2 separate regions of the Homo sapiens genome follow, and region 2 is linked to region 1. A link is a contact called in ENCODE Hi-C or POLR2A ChIA-PET data. All regions are on one chromosome and are shown on one strand. Each heading gives the region's core, a stretch centred on a gene start or an enhancer-like site at or near the end of the contact. The rest is flanking DNA. Distances are from core to core; before and after follow the strand shown. Region 1 has its middle 16 kb from the start of LINC01816. Region 2 overlaps AAK1 (AP2 associated kinase 1).

The links. A loop is a pair of places that touch in the nucleus more often than their neighbours do. ChIA-PET counts read pairs that join two places held with the same protein, here RNA polymerase II (POLR2A). Pooled maps may share reads with other maps.
Region 2: a loop to region 1 is called in a pooled map, with 4 times the contacts of the local background. The contact joins two enhancer-like sites. A Hi-C loop is called at or near these places in 2 of 50 pooled maps. POLR2A ChIA-PET finds 5 or more read pairs at or near these places in 2 of 52 experiments (GM10248 and naive thymus-derived CD8-positive, alpha-beta T cell).

The regions. Positions count from the first base shown.
Region 1 is chr2:70,139,651-70,143,566 of GRCh38, reverse strand. No RefSeq gene overlaps it. Among named protein-coding and RNA genes, the nearest start is that of LINC01816, 16 kb to the right of the region's middle. RefSeq lists enhancers at 319-458, 469-828, 2,049-2,588 and silencers at 919-1,628, 2,116-2,410. Within about 2 kb of position 2,351, at least 40 of the 41 ENCODE cell types and tissues checked have a DNase peak (open chromatin) inside an H3K27ac peak, as active enhancers do.
Region 2 is chr2:69,580,447-69,584,234 of GRCh38, reverse strand. The region is part of intron 2 of AAK1 (AP2 associated kinase 1); the gene reads left to right. Among named protein-coding and RNA genes, the nearest start is that of AAK1, 61 kb to the left of the region's middle. RefSeq lists a silencer at 1,124-1,418. Within about 2 kb of position 1,259, at least 12 of the 41 ENCODE cell types and tissues checked have a DNase peak (open chromatin) inside an H3K27ac peak, as active enhancers do.

The DNA.
Region 1 (3,916 bases), core at 1,102-3,601:
CACTAACCTTGTTCCTTAGAACTAGTTCCCCACTCAGCAGTTCCAGAAGTACAAAGTGGGTTCTGTAGTTCTGTGAATTCCCTGCACAACTTTTCACTGTCTTCCCCACTCCCACCATCTTGCAGGTTCACAGTTTAGAGCCTGGGTTTGAAACCCCAGTCTGCCACTCTTTTATGCGCGGCCTTGGGCATGACTCTGAGCCCGTTTCCTCCGGATGATGTGAACAGTGATTAGATACCGTGGACGAATCACTCATTTTGTCCATTGTTTGAACTTTTCCTCTTCTACCTGTTCCTCTAAATTAGCCTTGAAGCTAAAAGGTGCTTTTTGTCCCTTCTTAGGAATCTTTGTAGTTAATACCACTGTATACAGTCAGACCACAATTTTGTTTCATGAAAAAGGCTGGAAGTAAACATAATGAAAGGTTAAAGATGCTTGGGGATGCTAAGAATCATTTTCTACCTATCTTTTCCCTTTTCCCCCCACGTTTTCTATAATTAACAATATTAACTTGATAGGTTTGAAAACAGTCAAAGTAAAATAAACGGCATGAAATCAAGCTTCCACCCGCTCCGCTGAGAGTAGGAGAAGAGAAAGAGAAACGCGCCGACCGCGCCTGGCTGGGGCTGGTCACGCGGCAGCCGCCCCCACGCCTCCGCCAGATGACGTAAGTCACGTTCTCCACTCGCCCGCGCCGCCGCTTCCGGGGGGCTCGGCTGCTTTGCTTCCACCAGGCGGCGCCGCAGGACGCTCAGTTGCCAATGCCTCCTGCGCAGCCGCCCTGGCGCACGGGACACGTCACCACCTTCGCGTCTTTTCTGGAGAGCGCGGGAATGAGAGCGCCGGAGGGTGGTGACGTCACCGGGGTTCCCTGCGTGGCTCGCAGGGGCGGGGCCAGGTACGTGGCGCGCTGCGGCCCGCCCGGGGATCGGGAGGGGAAGGAGAACAGAGAGGGGGAGGGGAAGGAGGGGGAGGGGAAACCAGCGGGACGGGGAGGGGCGAGGTGGGTGGTGCCGATGCCTAGTCTAGCCAGGGCTGACCGGGCCGCGCCCGCCTCGTGACCACTGTGGGGCTGCGCTGCGGGAAAGGTGCTGACGAGGCGGGCGCGCGAGCTCGGCGGGGAGGGGTGCGGCCGGTCGGCGGCTGGCCGGTCCCCGACTTCCCGGCACCCTGGGCGACCGCTCCCTCGTGCGAGCGGGACCACGCCTGGACCGGGGCCCGCAGGTTTTACAGGGCAGCGGGGGGGATTTGGGGCACGTGGGGTCGGGCCGCACCCCGACCTCGAGACGGCGCGGCGCTGCGAGCAAAGAGCCGTCGCGCCCGGAGCCAGGCCCCGCCCTACCTGGGATCCCGTCGCCCTCCCGTCCCCGGGCCTACACCCGCCCCACCTGGGATCCAGTAGCCCTCCCGCCCCCGGGCCTACACCCGCCCCGGTCAGCTCCGGCCAGGTCGGGGAGGAGGAGGGCACGCGCCGGGAGGACCGCGACTGGCCGCCTGGAGCCCGTGGCTCAGGCTTTCCCAGCCGCTGTTTTCCCCTTTGTACATCGGGATCCGCTTCGCACACTTAGTTTCTGCCTAGCACATGCTGGGTGTTGTGTCCAGATACACTAATTCTTTTTCCCCTTCTTCCCCGCCAGTCACTAGAGCCGGTCTGGAAGGGCACTAACGCCTGGGTAGTCCTTCAAACAAAAAGCGTTGTGTGTCTTGCTTACTGGCCGTTAATAGAAGTTTCCCCTTGAGAGTGGCTTTGGTTAGGAAAAAGGTGGCAAAGGGCCCATCCCTGAACTGATTAGTTGAGCCTGGGACCTGATCAGAATTGAGGGGAGGAGTGTTACCAGAATTTTCTCTGTGCCCCGCACTTGCATAAGTGCTTATGGCTAGGAGCCCTGTGTAGGGCACACATTACCTTGGGGCGCCCTTCGCTTCTTTCTCCTCTTGCTGCCCCTTCCCGGAATCTCTCACCTCATGACGTGACTATGGTCAAGTCATCGTTTCTGGGATGGCCTGACCCCTGGGGACACGCCAGCCTCCAGGAGCTTATATGAGGCTGGTTTACCAGAGTAGACAGTGTAAGGCCCTGTCCTGGAAGGAGGAACATGAATATGTCCTGAAGTGCTTGTGTCATGTGTCAGGGGTTGTGCTAGGCTTTTCACATGAGTGATCTCATTTGATTCCCACAGCGGTCCTGTGAGCTAGGGGGAATCATCATCCCTCTATGTAGTTGAGGAAACTGGTTCCGCCGGTTTAAGCAACTTACCTCACATTTCACAGTAGGGAGGTGATGGTTGTAGGGCTTTGGCAAGAAAGTGTCAGTACCTGGTCAGGCCCCTAGGGTGTGAGACGCTCAGGGCCATCCTGGAGGGTATGGGTGAAAGCATGTAACACCGTGGGTTTCCCCCCCTCTGTCACCCCATTCTCTTGGCCACCGCTACCATTTATATCAAGGCAAAACCAGGTTAGGTGGCAGATGGATAGTGTTCGAGGCAGAAGAAGCCCCAGAGGGCAAAGACAGGGCAATTCCTTCTACCCCTCACCCCACACACACTTTGCTTTGGTCATGGATGGGTTAATGGAAGGACTCCTGTGTATCAGACTTGGGTCTTTTTTAGCACCATCTGGCAGAAGTCACCTCTCCTCACACTTGCTGCTTCTACAAAACATTGTTCACTTGGCAGTCAGCAGTGCAAAAGGCAGAAGTGTGGTGCGTGTGTGATTTGGATTCAGTGGACCCCAGAGACAATTGTGTTGTTTGCATTATGTTGCGATTGACAGCCCATAGACACTGCTGTGTTGTATGTGGAACCACAAAAGACGAGAAAGGCAACAAAAGCAGACGTTCCCTCTCCTTTTAAAATTATCTTGTCGCTGGGCACGGTGTCTCATGCCTGTAATCCCAGCACTTTGGGAGGCCGAGGCAGACGGATCACGAGGTCAAGATCGAGACCATCCTGGCAAACATAATGAAACCCCGTCTCTACTGAAAATACAAAAATCAGCTGGACGTGGTGGCGCGTGCCTGTAGTCCCAGCTATTCAGGAGGCTGAGGCAGGAGAATCGCTTGAACCAGGGAGGCGGAGATTACAGTGAGCCGAGATTGCGCCACTGCACTGCAGCCTGGCAACAGAGCGAGACTCTGTCTCCAAAAAAAAAAAAACAACTTGCCTGCAGGATTGGATAGAGAAATTCCCAGGAGAAAGCAAACAAATAAGGGTGCAGGCATTTGTCCTTCAAAACAGGCGGGCAGATCACAAGGTCAGGAGCCAAGACCACGCCATTGCCCTCCATCTTGGGCGAGTGAGACTCCGTCTCAAATAAAACAAACAAAAAATCCCCAGGGCTTTGTAGGTAGACGCTTTTTGGCTTTGAACAAGGCAGGTAGCTTCAGTGTTTCAGATCAAGGAGTGGATGTAGGTTGAAGTGGGCAAATCACTTGAGGTCAGAAGTTTGAGACCAGCGTGGCCAACATGGTGAAACCCTGTCTTTACTAAGAATAAAAACATTAGCTGGGTGTGGTGGCACACACTTGTAATCCCAACTACTCCGGAGGCTGAGGTGGGAGGATGGAGGATTGCTCGAACCGGAAGGCGGGGGTTGCAGTGAGCCAAGATCGCACCACTGCACTCCAGCCTGAGCAACAGAGCAGGACTCCATCTCAGAAAAAAAAAAACAAAAACGAGTGGTTGAGCCTGATTGACCCAGGGACACGTTTTGTTTGTTTGTTTGTTTTTTGTTTTGTTTTGTTTTGTTTTAGATCAAGGACCCTCTCTGTTGCCCAGGCTAAGTGCAGTCGCACAATTATAGCTCAGTTAACCTCAAACTCCTGGGGTCAAGCCACCATCCCACCTCAGCGTCCTGAGTAGCTAGGACCACAACAAGCACATGCCACGGCGCCCGGCTAATTTTTAAAATTTTCTGT
Region 2 (3,788 bases), core at 10-2,509, 560 kb after region 1:
GTTAGGATTCCCTGATTGTGTTTTTTAAGGAAGATGCTAGATTGTTAAAGGGGGTAGGGAGAGAAGGTAACTATACCAGAATCATTAGGGCCTTTCTTGAAGGAGGCGGGTGGGTTTTGCGGGGAGGGAGATGAAGCAGCCATGGAGGGCTCCTAAGCAGATGTTCCCCATTAGCTTGGAGAGCAGTGTAGAAGGTTAATTATTCTGTAAAAGAGGTTCCTTATTAGGGAAGGGTGGTCAGGTGAAGCTGGCTATCAGAACATGGCTGATACCCCAGGTTTACCTGGAGAGACAACTAAGACATTTTTTTTCCATTCAGGGGAAAGAGTGAGAAATCCACTTTATTTTTTTAAGTGGACATTTTGTGCTGTGGATGAAGATCCGTAGCTTGAAAAAATATCCAGAAACTTGAAAAAGTGGAACGAAGTCAACTTAGAATAGAAACACAAACCACAATGCTCATGGCACCTAGTGAGTTGCCTCTAAAGGGACTCAGGGCCAAGAATCAGATGAAAAAATTGTACACATATCAAGAAAGTGGCAGGTGAAGAGAGTGAGTCTTTGGACCCACTAAGGGTATAGCTCTAATGCTGAACGGGCTCTTTGGACTTTCAGCCATGAAGCCGAGACCCAGGAGGATGTGGACACACTGCTTGTACTGCTTGTACAGTAGACATACAAGGAGTGACTTTCAAGGAAATTATTAAACTTCCTGAACACTCTTTCAGAGAATCTTTAACAGAAAATCTCTTTGCCTTCAGGTTTCAAAAATGTGCCTATATTAGGGAGATCAGAGTGATTGGAGCATAAAGAGTGAATATCCCCAAGGAAGTAATGCTTCCCTAATTCCTGCCTCTACTTCCCACCTGTCAGGGAGCTTCTTTTAATTTACTTCCATCCTCTGCTCACCACCACACTCCAGTGTGAAAGCAATGTTGTCTTTTAAAGAATTAGTAATTCAAATCCCTGTATAGAATTTCGGAGGTTATTTGGTGTATTTCATATCCCTGAAGAATCACCAAAATGTGGCAAATGTCCAGCTCCAAAGGTGAGAGATGTTTATGTCCCTCACTTTCACTTTATAAATAAGGAAACTGAGGGCCAGTGAAGTATAGTGACTTGCTCAAGGTCATAGCTTGTTATTTGTGGAACTTGGACCACAACTAGGCCTCCTGACTCCTGATGGTTCTTTCTGTTGCCTTTTGGTATCTCTCACGTGGAGTTTTATTTGAATTGCTGCCAGGAGTTCTGTGGCTGTGGCAGTTACATATGATCACGGTGGGTGTAACTGCACAGTCAACAGATATAACCCTGTAGGGGTAATATGGGGCTCTCACTGGTGTCTTAACTTCCAGCAACAGAGTCCTCAGAGCTCCAGGGAAGAGTTTTGAGATGCTAGACATCAGCATTCTTTCTGTAAGTTTGCAATGACTTTGGAACAGAAAATTTTATTTCCACATCTGAGTCTGTCTCTTCTCTTCCTTTTGACCACCACTTCTTGTTGGACACTGTTTGTGGAGTGTGGACTAACCTTGTGTCTTTCACTTGATTTTTTTAACATTCAAACTTTTAGCTTGAGCAGACAGCTGGCAAGAGGTTTCTCTGTAGAATATTGAATAGCCATTTAGAATGTGGGTTATGATGTTCCGCCCTCACCCCCCAGTAGCAGGTCTTTTTAGGGGACAGGAATTTGCAAAGTCATTAGCTTCCTTCCCCAGACCAAAAGAGCCAGCGTGGGCAAACTTCCTCACCACCTCTCCCACCCCGAAACCACTGGTAGGGTTTATTTAATTTAGTCTTGTGCATGTGTGCACGCACACACACGCGCACACACACGCACACACACACGTGCACACACACGCACACACGGAGGTTTTTCATGTATAGAGATACTCTGATTCTATTCTAAGTGTTCTCAGTATACTGCAGTTTCTACTTCTTATTTCAAAGAGATCTGAAATATGTCCTGATCCTGGGACAGTGGTTCCCCAAACTGGCAGATGATCTGTGTTGTCTGTGAGGCTTTTGTAAAAAATAGATCCAGGGCCCCACTCAGGCTTGCTGAATCAGACTCTATCAGCATTTAGCTATTTATTTACTAAGTACTTTATCAGTGATGTAATACATATTTTGTAAATTAGGTACTTAATAAGTAGCTTATGAATTTTACAAAATGCAAAAGCCAAAATTTGTCTTTAAAAAAATATTTTTCACACGACACTGATTTATCTTCAAAAATGCACTTTTTTTTTTTTAAAGACAGGGCACTCTGTCACCCAGGCTGGAATGCAGTGACGCAATCATGGCTCACTGCAGCTTCAACCACCTGGGCTCAAGCAATTCTCCCACCACAGCCTCTTGAGTAGCTAGGACCACAGATGCGCACCACCATGCCTGGCTAAGTTTTTAAAAAATTATTTTGTAGAGACTGGGTCTCGCTGTGTTGCCCAGGCCGGTCTCAAATTCCTGGGCTCAAGTGATCTTCCCACTTCAGCCTCCCAAAGTGCTGGGATTATAGGCATGAACCACCATGCCCAGCCCAAAAAAGATCTATTTTTAACCTAAAGAAAGTGTTTTGCGTCAATTTTCAACCTGTTATCATAAATGTACATTTTTAAATTACTCCCTTTTTTGAAGCCCTGAATTAAAACGTTGCTCTGCAATTTAGCAATCTCATTTGACACTCGGCAGGTGGGCCAGTCCATTTTCAAATGGGCCATTTTCAAACGTATTTAGAGAATACTTTTCACTAGTCATCCTTATATTATTGCAGAAAAAAATACATTCACTCTACAATGCCACACTGATTGTAGTGCACTGTTTTTAAAAAAACAAAACCAGCTGGGCGCAGTGGCTCACTCCTGTAATTCCAGCACTTTGGGAGGCTGAGGTGGGTGGATCATGAGGTCAGGAGCCAACGTGGTGAAACCCCATCTCTACTGAAAATACAAAAATTAGCTGGGTGTGGTGGCGTGTGCCTGTAATCCCAGCTACTCAGGAGGCTGAGGCAGGAGAATTGCTTGAACCCGGGAGGCGGAGGTTGCAGTGAGCCGAGATCGTGCCACTGCACTCCAGCCTGGGAGACAGAGTGAGATTCCGTCTCAATAAATAAATAAATAAAATTAAAAAACAAAACCTTTTGTCCTCTCAGCAGGCTCTAGATAAATTCATAAGCTACTTATTAAATATCTAATATGTAAAGCATGTGTTACTTACATGTACTTCTATAAAAAAAAAAAGATCATTTTTATTAATTTGCTTGTAAACTTGCATAGTTTAAAAACTTGTAACAAAATGCAACCCTAAATATGCATATGACTGTCCTTGGGCTGGTGGTGACCATCATTTTGCGCATTAGACTGAATATAGAAAAAGCACACATACTCTGCTCAAAGAATGTAGTGCATTAAAGCCTTCATAGAGTTCATGTAATTCAGTCTTTTGGTTTTATAGATAGGAGAGCTGAGATCAAGTGAGAAGAAGTGAGTGGATTCAAATGTATTAACCAAGACACTCTGTGGGCACATTAACAGTTATCTACTTAAACGAGCTGAAATAAAAAGGGAAATGTGAAAAAGACAAGTTGGTGGGTGTTTCTAACGGAACCTGGAGCAAAAGTGCTACTGACCCTCGCCAAGAGTCTGAAATTAGAAGAAAAAGGCCACCAGGAGTGTTTCTCTCTCTCTCATCTCTGCTTTTTTTCTGCTTCTGCTTTGGTCTTCTTTTTTAATGCAGATAGACTTTCTCTGTTTAATATTCCTATGGCACCATATGGTTTCCGTGCAGCT